Regions from separate parts of the Homo sapiens genome. Here regions 2 and 3 are each linked to region 1. Evidence: chromatin contacts called from ENCODE Hi-C or POLR2A ChIA-PET data. All regions are on one chromosome and are shown on one strand. The core of a region is the stretch at or near the end of the contact, and the rest is flanking DNA. Distances in the headings are between cores, read along the strand shown.

Region 1 (3,724 bases), core at 867-3,366:
ATCTTCGTATCCGCAGGAGCTAGCATAAAACCTAACACAAAATACGTTGTGGTTGAATGATGTAAATGATGATATCCCTAAGTATATTCATGTCATATCCATTGCTTAGCCCTCCCATCATAGTGATTCTCTTGTCTTCATCTCCACCACCAGCACTTGACCCCAAATTTGTCACCTGGATTTCTGCAGTCGACTCCTAAATGAGAGGGCAGTGTCTACTCTGGCTTTCTTTCAGTCTTTTTCCTGTTCCAATCCCTGAGCTGCATGGCTTCTACTCACCCTGCACACCTCAGCTTTTTTTTTTTTTTTTTTTTTGAGACAGAGTTTCGCTCTTGTTGCCCAGGCTGGGGTGCAATAACGCGACCTCAGCTCACTGCAACCTCCACCTCCTGGATTCAAGCGATTCTCCTGCCTCAGCCTCCTGAGTAGCTGGGATTACAGGCATGCACCAGCATGCCTGACTAATTTTTTATTTTTGTAGGGATGGAATTTCTCCATATTGGTCAGGCTGGTGTTGAACTCCCAACCTCAGGCGATCTGCCCACCTCAGCATCCCAAAGTGCTGGGATTACAGGCATGAGCCACTGCACCCGGCCCACACCTCAGCTTTGCTACTTCCCTGGGGAAGCCTTCCCAGGTCTTCCTACAAGTCCTTAAAGAATCGTGTATCTCTCCTTCACAGAACTTATTAATTTATATTTCTTTAGGTGATTATTTAATGAATGTCTTTGTGTCTTCCCAACTGAAGTATAGGCTCCAAAAGAGGAAGTATTTGTTTTTGCTCCCCAGGTGTCTTGAGTATTCAAAATTTTATTGAATGAGTAATTTTCATAAATATTAATATTCTTAAGAAACCATCTAAAATCCATCTCTGTGGTACCCTGAAACGATTTTAGAAACACTATAACAATAATAAAAAAAAATAGGTACAGAGTACTTACTGGCATATCAAGTCAAAATAAACAAAAGGGCAATTGGAAGGAGATGTAAAACTTATTTTTTCCCAAGTTTGAAAATATATTTTCTTAGACTTAGAACCTCATTTCTTTCAAGTTGTAAGCATATGCTAATTTCATAGCAGGCAACTTTTTCTTCCAGGACCAAAGGCTATAAGAAGCTTTGCAGAAGAAATTGAAATACAGTGCAATATTGCATGTAGGCATGAAATACAATCATCCATACATCTAGAGGGCTTTTAAAACATGATGCCTTAATCAGAATATTTTTAGTACAAGTTCTGGCCAAATGAATACCACATCGTCTGCAATGAATGCCTGAGTGGCAAGAAGCTGTGCTAGTTTACTTTAAAAAGAAATAAATTCACTTAAGGGAACCAGAACTGGGTTTCATTGCCCCTTAATTAGATGGCAATATGAAGTTGAGTGAGAAGTTAGTGCTAAATTTTCTACGTGTAGTTTTAGAATTATATACTAGTTGTGATATACTTACCAATTGCAGATTAGCCAAGCAAGAAAGTAGAATTTTATGCTAAAAGCTTAAAATGGGACGAAGAAAACATATCAGAGGTAGCAGAGATTTGATAATATCAATAGTAAAAAATGCAGCTGTAGACATGGGAAACCATGTGTGTATCATAAAGAAGTTAAGTAAGGTGACTCGGATAAAACACCTTCACTGGATTCCCCTAGGGCATCTTGCTCCGGCAGCGTGAGCCCAGAACGCTAGCCCTCCTCTCCTGCGCAGGCGCGCTAGGACCGACTTCTCCCTACAGTAAAGTGACGATAAACTCTGTGAAAGGTGGGACCCCAGGAAACCTGGGCCAGAGCAAAGAGATGACACTTTAAATCCTGGAACCCTGATGGGGTCTTTATTCCATTTCCCCCCTGCTGACTGCATGGCCTGTTACAGGAGTAGCTCACCTGCGGGGAGACCACAACCGTGGAGGCTGCGAGCCGCAAGGCGCGGCCCTGCAGACTCCGCAGAGCGCTTCCCCGCACGCCGGTCACCGCCTGGCCCGGGAGCACCCGCGCGCGAATCTTCTCTCCATTCAGAGTACAGCCTGGTCCTTCCACCATCTCTGTGGCCGGCACTGTGGCCCACCGATTGCAGGGCCTGGTGAGAATACCGCTGTGCAACTCAACGCTGCGCGGGCACTGACCGCACGCAGAGGAAATTCAAATCTCGCGCGCGTCTGGCCCCGCCCAGGCCCCGCCCAAACAGCACCCTAGCTGTTGAGGTCGCTCCCTACGGCGCATGCGCTGTGGTTCACCCCCGCCCTAGGTCTTGCTGTGGGTTTATTAAGAAAACGCAAACGCGCGTGGGGCGGGGGGCGTGGAGGACAACTAACTAGGCTGAACTGTAAAAGCAGAAGAAATTGGGACTTGGAAAGCTCTGAATGTATTTTCTTTGCGTTAAAGTTTTGCCCTTGTCTTTGAGCTACTTAGTATACACACATTTTCTGATCTGGTCCTCTTAATCTGTCCTTGTCTGTGACAGGACAGATATGTCACAGACAATCTTGTTTTTGGCTCTGTTTTTGGCATGCTATATTCGGACGTGGGTGGGATAAGAGAAACGAAGAAGAGGGTTTTTGGAACAAACAGCAGAATATATTCTAGTGTCTATATTTAAAAACTCCATTATTAGATAGTTAAGTGAGCCCTACCTAAGTGCATGCATCCATTTTGTAAGGGGACGCCCCAAGATGAAAGCTATATGAAATTGCTTTGTTAAACGTAGAGGTTTATATAAATTTGAGGGTAATGCGTAGCTTTTCAAATTTACCCACAACCCTAACCAAAGATGCATGCATACATATAAATCTATGAAGTTTATGACTCCATATAGTTTTGTAAATTATAAAGTGTATTCTTTTTTGAAAACTGAAATACTACACATTAAAACAGAATGTCAATTTCTAAGTGATTTCATAAGCATAGCACTGTGCTGCCGTTAAACCACAAGAGCATATACACAGGTGGTTGCTGACTTAGGATGCCCCAGCGTAACAGTGTTTTGACTGTATGATGGTGCAAAAGTGACACACAGTAGAAACTGTACTTTGAGTACTCATATAGCCATTCTGTTTTTCATTTTCAGTACAGTAGTCAATAAATTATTCAACACTTTATTATAAAATATGCTTTGTGTTAGGTGATTTTTCCCAACTGTAGGCTAATGTAAGTGTTCTGAACACATTTAAGGAGGGCCTCGTGAAGCTATGATGTTTGGTAGGTTAGATATATTAAAGGCATTTTCGACTTACTGTATTTTCAGTTTACAACGGGTTTATCAGGACATAACCCCATCGTAAGTTGAGGAGCATCTGTATACTAGAGAGTTGAATTTGAATATACTGAAGACTTGATTGAAATTTTGAAAAGTATTAAATCTTTCCTTTGCAGGGAGAGATTAGTGATCAAAAGTTGGCTGGATCAATTTCAGGACTATTTGTACTTTACTCCCTTGTTCAATTCAATAATCTCTGTCCTTTGATGGAGAAAAGTCCTATATACCTTCTCCTCTTTCAGCGTTGTACTAGTTATTTATTGTTACCTCATCAATTATCCCATTTGTTATTTCAAAGTTTCTGTGGGTCAGGAATTTGGCAATAGTCTAGCTAGCCAGAGTCATCCTGGCTCAGCATTTCTCAAGAGGTTACAGTTAAAATATTAGCCAAGGCTAAAGTGCCCCAAAGGCTTTTTGTAGCTAAAAGATCCACTTCCGAGATGAGTCACTTGCATGGCTGTTGGCAGGAGGCCTC
Region 2 (3,676 bases), core at 371-2,870, 520 kb after region 1:
ATCATGGACCGAGTCTGATGGGATGGAATTTCATAAAGATACATAAAAAAGCATCTTGGATACAGTAAACTTAACTCCACAAATACAGGGGAATTTAGACGTGACTAAGTAGCAGTACATATGAAAAATTATTGAGGAATTTTGTTGACTTTAAGGGTAGTGTGAGTCAACACTGTGATTTGGCTGCCAGAAAATAAACTCAATCCAAGGCTGTATCAACAAAGGCATACTGTCCATTCTGCATGCTCATTACAGCACTAAGTACCGAGCCATGTTCTCAACCGCATACTTCATGAACATGGAAAGCTAACAGTATGGTTAAGGGGGGAAACTGGAACTGTCATCTTGGGGAATAAAAGGGATATTTAGCCAGGAGTAAAGTTAGCTTAGGGAGACCATGATAAATATTTTCAAAATATTTGAAGGACTCAGTTGTGGAAGTGAGATTAGATTTATTGTGTAAAACTCCAGGAGTCAAAAGCAATAGAGAGATAGAAGGAAATGCTTTTCAGCAGTGTTGCTCATCAATAAAGGGAGTGAACAGCCACACAGAATGGAAGGTTCCCTGTCCTTTGAGATATTTAAGCCTTCAAGTAAATTATGGGTGAGGAGTTTCAAATCTAGAGTTGAACCAGATAAGAAAGTCTCTTCTTCCGGTAAGATATTATGGACCTATAACATCTGTGTACTTAAAAGTAGATTGGGAGTGAAAGGCAGACTTTTGATGTTCTGTACACTGTTGAAACCCCTTAGCGTGGTCCTCTGTAACCTGCTCACCCTGCCCCAAGGAGGCAGCTAGCCAATGCCACCAGCCCAACGGAAACCCCAGTGCTTTTCCAATGGGGAAATGCAGTCACTTTTCTTTGGATGCTACACATCCTTTCTGGAATATGTCTCACACACATCTCTCTTTATCACCCCCTTTTTCAAGTAAACCAACTTCTTGCAGAAGCTGACAATGTGTCTCTTTACTCTCCACGAAGATTCTGGCCCTTCTCTTCACCTGTCAGAAGTTTAGGATTCCAAAGGGATCATTAGCATCCATCCCAACAGCCTGCACTGCATCCTGAGAACTGCGGTTCTTGGATCATCAGGCAACTTTCAACTACACAGACCAAGGGAGAGAGGGGACCCCTCCGAGGTCCCATAGGGTTCTCTGACATAGTGATGACCTTTTCTTGGAACTTTTACAACCCCCAGGACATTTCCAAACTTTGAGCAGGGCTCTGGGGGCCAGGCGTGCGGGAGGGAGGACAAGAACTCGGGAGTGGCCGAGGATAAAGCGGGGGCTCCCTCCACCCCACGGTGCCCAGTTTCTCCCCGCTGCACGTGGTCCAGGGTGGTCGCATCACCTCTAAAGCCGGTCCCGCCAACCGCCAGCCCCGGGACTGAACTTGCCCCTCCGGCCGCCCGCTCCCCGCAGGGGACAGGGGCGGGGAGGGAGAGATCCAGAGGGGGGCCGGGGGAGGTGGGGCCGCCGGGGAGGAGGCGAGGGAAACGGGGAGCTCCAGGGAGACGGCTTCCGAGGGAGAGTGAGAGGGGAGGGCAGCCCGGGCTCGGCACGCTCCCTCCCTCGGCCGCTTTCTCTCACATAAGCGCAGGCAGAGGGCGCGTCAGTCATGCCCTGCCCCTGCGCCCGCCGCCGCCGCCGCCGCCGCTCAGCCCGGCGCGCTCTGGAGGATCCTGCGCCGCGGCGCTCCCGGGCCCCGCCGCCGCCAGCCGCCCCGCCGCCCTCCTCCCGCCCCCGGCACCGCCGCCAGCGCCCCCGCCGCAGCGCCCGCGGCCCGGCTCCTCTCACTTCGGGGAAGGGGAGGGAGGAGGGGGACGAGGGCTCTGGCGGGTTTGGAGGGGCTGAACATCGCGGGGTGTTCTGGTGTCCCCCGCCCCGCCTCTCCAAAAAGCTACACCGACGCGGACCGCGGCGGCGTCCTCCCTCGCCCTCGCTTCACCTCGCGGGCTCCGAATGCGGGGAGCTCGGATGTCCGGTTTCCTGTGAGGCTTTTACCTGACACCCGCCGCCTTTCCCCGGCACTGGCTGGGAGGGCGCCCTGCAAAGTTGGGAACGCGGAGCCCCGGACCCGCTCCCGCCGCCTCCGGCTCGCCCAGGGGGGGTCGCCGGGAGGAGCCCGGGGGAGAGGGACCAGGAGGGGCCCGCGGCCTCGCAGGGGCGCCCGCGCCCCCACCCCTGCCCCCGCCAGCGGACCGGTCCCCCACCCCCGGTCCTTCCACCATGCACTTGCTGGGCTTCTTCTCTGTGGCGTGTTCTCTGCTCGCCGCTGCGCTGCTCCCGGGTCCTCGCGAGGCGCCCGCCGCCGCCGCCGCCTTCGAGTCCGGACTCGACCTCTCGGACGCGGAGCCCGACGCGGGCGAGGCCACGGTAGGTCTGCGTTAGGGTTTGCGGAGAACCCGAGAGTTTGCGTTAGGGTCTGCGGCGGACCCGAGAACCTGCGCGGGGGAAAGTGTGTGTGCTTTAAGCTTGTGTACGTGGGATCCAAAGTTACTGAGCTCAGTGCACGCTGCTTTGGAGAAAAATCTTCTTCTTTTTAAATAGAAAGTTGTTACTAGAGAGGCAAGCAAGTTACACGAGTGAAGGGCCCGGAGAGGTGCCCAGTGAGAGATCCCGAAATCTATTTCAGACTGGTTTCCTCTGGGGCAACCAAGGGGTCTTGAACCCTGCCCAGTCAGCGGGGCTCTGGAGAGTATGAGTTCATTTTGGTCGGGAAATGCTCGTTTCTTTCCCCAGCTGATTCATGGGACTCCAAACAGATTCTGGGACACTGGTGATCAGTCAACCCAGCCTTACTTTCCTGGAGTGTTCATAGTCTGCAGAGCACCAGGCGCTGTGAGCGACTTTAGAAAAAAAGTGTCAGGGACTTTAGTAACCAGGCTCCAGAGCTTTCAGAGTTCACTTGAAGTTGGTCAGACTTGAGATGTAACGGGAGATTAGAGTCAGTTAGATCACAATCAAGCAATGCAAGGCTTGTTTCAACTTTATAAGCTCTTCATTCCTAAAATCTGGTCATGAGATACTGCAAACTAAGTTTTTTTTTTTCTTGTTTGGGTTTTTTGTTTGTTTTGTTTTCTTTTAAATAAGAGGTGTTTAATCCTTTGCCTGAAAATGTTGCCAAAATACTTTTGAGGCATCCTGATTTTGAAAAAGGATTTGTGTGTGTTCCTACTTCTTACTGGCTCTTCCAAAAGAGTATATCTTTATCTAAAAAGTTCATACCTGCCATAACCATATAGAGTATGCTTAAGAGAGTTCCTAAAGAAGTTATATTCGACATTTCAGTTCAAACACTTGCAGTACCCCTTGCTGGAACTATACTGCGGTAGTTTATTTCAACTGGTGGCAAGTGGAGAGGTACCTGTGGTGTGTTACAGTCAACTTTAATTTGACTGTTGATTAACACATACACAATGTGTAGAAAATAGCCTTATATTTTGAAATATTTTATTTATATTTATATTTTGAAATACACTTAAAGATTGAGAAGACTAATTTTTGGAAATCAAACTACCTTTGCATTTAAATTTTGGGAAAACATTAAAATGTTGGAATGTGTAATAATTTAATATAGGGGTTAAAGGAATGCCTCTTGAGTAAAAACAATATACATGAAATAGAACAGACTGCATTCTGTGAATCACAAAAATAATTTTCAGTGCCTATACT
Region 3 (3,565 bases), core at 750-3,249, 810 kb after region 1:
CCCACTCAGAATCTAAGTCAGTTTTTAAGAAGAAACTGCCTTTCCTAAGGAAGAAAAGCATATGAGTGGAAGCAGAAGTAATTAAGAAATAGAAGTACATGTGGAGAAATAATTCGCATACGCTTTAGTTGGAAACTAAATGGCAAAACTCAAAGGCGTTTAATTTGATTTTAGCAAATTTTATTTTATGTCATTTTCTTAATCAGAAAAATTTGATACCTGGATATATAGTGTTATAAAAATCAAATTATGTAGCATAACCTAAGGCTTGGTGAACTCAGAGCGACTATTTTTCACATATATAGAAAACTGTTGCCTTTTTATGTATTGCAAATGTAGGTAGACAATTAAGTGTTCACCCCATGTATAGTTAGATTAGTTTGCTAAATTTAGTGTAAAATAATGTCACTTATTTGGAGATGATTGGGTTTTCCTGGTGGTAATTTTCAGTAAACTGTTAGACCAAGGTATAAGTCTAACCAGATGATTGGATTGACAGTGTTGAATCTCAGGCTTTTATTTTCTGGTAATGGTCTTGGAAATGAAGAATATTCCACAAATTCTGTCAGGAAAATTTGTAGCAGATTGATACCTTTACATGGCATGTTTTTATAATCATAGTCTCACACAGCTGCTATAAAAGTGAGGCAGCTCACCGTTTTATGTCTTTCTAGCCCATTTAAGCCATTTTCAAAACTCAAGTAACTGAATTTCATTCAAAATATACAATGTGTTACCAGAAAATCTTATTTATTCAGATATATTGTTGTATGACAACTTAGTAGGTGAGGATAGGCAAGCCTATATTTTCCATAAAAACCATTGAACAAAATAGAAAAGTAATTGATTTTTATTTTTGACTTTTACATTTAAGATAATTTATTTCACAGTCATTTAAGTTTTCATTGATACTTACCAGCTGAGAAAGCTGCCCCAAAGTAAGTGCTGCAAAGTTTTGCTACAGAAGTACTTCAATTAAATCCAACTAGACTTTATGGAGCAACTGTTTTGTGCTGAGCCCAGCGCAGGATACTCTGGAACAATACTAGAAAAATCACAAGCCTGGCTCCCACCCTCAAAGATTTGTTATCTAATTGGAAAGGCAAAAACATATATATGTAGCTGGGCATGGTGGCTCACACCTATAATCTCAGCACTTTGGGAGGCCGAGGTGGGCGGATCACCCGAGATCAGGAGTTCAAGACCAGCCTGGCCAACCTGGTGGAACCCCGTCTCTACTAAAAATACAAAAATTAGCTGGGTGTGGTGGTGGGTGTCTGTAATCCCAGCTACTCGAGTGGCTGAGGCAGGAGAATCGCTTGAACCCGGACAGCAGAGGTTGCAGTGAGCCACGATAGCCCCAGTGCAGTCCAGCCTAGGCAAAAATGAAATAAATTAAAAAATATATGTATATGTATACATATATATATGTGTGTGTGTGTGTGTGTGTGTGTGTGTGTGATTATATTTTATATGTTTTATGTATTCGGCACCACGTATGCTGCTGTAACATAAATTCATGTAATGCTATGCTTCAATGGAGGGTAAATGGACAGGAATTAATTTAAACCTGGGGGAATTGTTAACCGAAGAAAAGAGAGTTATGATTATTAAAAATATAAACCATAAAATAAAGTGCTCTATTTTTCAAAATTATAAGAGATTAGTCAAAACCAAAATAAAACTAGTCAAGAAAATGGCATGGCAGCTCCAGAAATTAAGAACATGCCACCAAAATAAATTTGTATATGTCAGCACATGAGGGTAAAATTATGGGTGTAATAAAATCATGCATTACTGATCTTGAGATGGGTAAATCTGAAAAATATATACGATCTTAACTATTAGGAGAAAGAAAGTTTATTGTGGAAAACAAAACACGGAGGATTGCATCATTTTACTATGCTATGATTTGCACTCATAAAACATGCTGAAAAAATGTTGCTTCTCTTAAAAATCCCTTTGTTTCCACCCACTAAGTAAGAATGTCATATTTCAGTGACTTTATTTGATGAGTCAGAATGAGATGTCCTATAAATGATTGTTTTTAGAAAAAGAGGCAAAAGAACACCCAGAGATCCTAGTTGTTTGGAGAATTGAAAAGATGTTATAGAAGGGAAAGAAATATATGGCCAAATACAGACTTATTAAATCAGAAAATTCAGAGTTTTCAACTTAGACTCATGGGTATAATAATAATAATGTCTATTATTATTCTCATATATATGATTCTAATATTCTATTACATATTTACTATTTTTTCTATAATATACAATTTATAAGATTTATGTCAGGAAATAATTTTAATGAATAATGAATTAATACATTTAATCCTAAATATTATTATATTAACATTGTATATTAATCTAGTTAATCAGTAATATATTATTTTATCATTATGAATGTATACTATCTACACTGTAACTCTCTGAGATAAGTCTTACACTTACCCCATTTACAGTGAGGGAATGAAGCCTAGAAATGAGAAGCGAAGTGCCCAAGGTTACACAGCTGGTGAGTGGTGGAGCTGGGATTGGAATCCAGGCAATCTGGCTCCAGAAAATGTGCTTTTAACACGTGCAGTCTCTCTCTCTGCACAGCAAACAGTCTCTGATAAAATGATCATTCTCACCAGCTTGCATCATGAAGTCAATGATACTCATGCCCTTCCTCTTACCGGAACTGTGGGCCCAACCCCGTTTATCACCAATTGACATCTATTTATTTTTCATATCTCAGGTCAAGTTTCATGTCAGGCATTCCCCAAACCCTGGTCTAAGCCTCTTTCCTCTGTTATATTTTACATAGTCAATTATTTTTCCTCAGAACACAGATCAGCTCATAGTAAGTCATGTGATCATTTGAATAATGTCTGTCTTCAACTCCAGATTCCATGATCCACTTGTGTAGCTCCTACCAACATAACTGTTACATAGTAGGAATCCCAAAGTATTTGTTCAATAAATCAATGGAAGAATAAATAAATAATACATAGATTAAACAGAGTAACTGAGCATACTTAAGTCCACTCATTCTTTAAAGTTTTGTAACTTTTCCAGGATGCTCTCTGTGGTTTCCCCAGTTGGAATCGATCATGTGGTCTCTCCTGAGCCCTCATTGCCCTTGTACCTGTATTTCCATTGTTCTCAGAGTCTGCTTTCTAGGACCTTTAATTCATCCATGTCCACCTCCCTTACAATAATATAAACCTCTGGAAGTCATGAGTGATGTCTTACTTGCCTTTCCGTTTTCCACAATGTCTACCTGGTATATTGAACACCAAAAATACTGAGATTTTTACTGAACTGAATTAGATAAGACTGAATTAGCATTACATGGTACCCTTCCTGTTTAATCTATCCCTTTTGGAGCCCAGACTTGGAAAGAGCTATGCTGGAGTGCCTAGAAAGAACTTTGTGCTTTGTTATAGCCAATTCAAAACAATGAAGTTCTGAATGTGCTTTGCCTGCACATGCTGTTCTACCATGTCAAATGTCCCATTTAACAGGGAAAATCTCTAAGGAAAAAGTGTTCAGATATGCAGACTAAATGCACTGTCTTATGT

The links. Hi-C counts contacts between places; a loop is a spot of excess contacts on that map. ChIA-PET counts read pairs that join two places held with the same protein, here RNA polymerase II (POLR2A). Pooled maps may share reads with other maps.
Region 2: a map of mammary epithelial cell shows a loop between it and region 1 (3-fold over the local background). The contact joins the promoter of VEGFC here to the promoter of NEIL3 in region 1. A Hi-C loop is called at or near these places in 2 of 168 maps with a recorded cell type or tissue (Calu3 and mammary epithelial cell) and 5 of 50 pooled maps. POLR2A ChIA-PET finds 5 or more read pairs at or near these places in 1 of 52 experiments (endothelial cell of umbilical vein).
Region 3: a loop to region 1 is called in a map with no recorded cell type, with 2.7 times the contacts of the local background. The contact joins the enhancer-like site here to the promoter of NEIL3 in region 1. A Hi-C loop is called at or near these places in 4 of 37 single-sample maps with no recorded cell type and 5 of 50 pooled maps.

Annotation. Positions count from the first base shown.
Region 1 is chr4:177,308,266-177,311,989 of GRCh38, reverse strand. NEIL3 (nei like DNA glycosylase 3) reads right to left here and starts at 2,116. Exons shown (of 10, transcript NM_018248.3): 1 at 1,881-2,116. The coding sequence starts at 2,036. RefSeq lists an enhancer at 1,946-2,035 and a silencer at 2,116-2,235.
Region 2 is chr4:176,790,866-176,794,541 of GRCh38, reverse strand. VEGFC (vascular endothelial growth factor C) reads left to right here and starts at 1,620. Exons shown (of 7, transcript NM_005429.5): 1 at 1,620-2,377. The coding sequence starts at 2,231.
Region 3 is chr4:176,498,110-176,501,674 of GRCh38, reverse strand. All of the region lies in intron 2 of LOC124900817 (a long non-coding RNA gene), which reads right to left. Among named protein-coding and RNA genes, the nearest start is that of HAFML, 150 kb to the left of the region's middle. Within about 2 kb of position 1,999, at least 2 of the 41 ENCODE cell types and tissues checked have a DNase peak (open chromatin) inside an H3K27ac peak, as active enhancers do.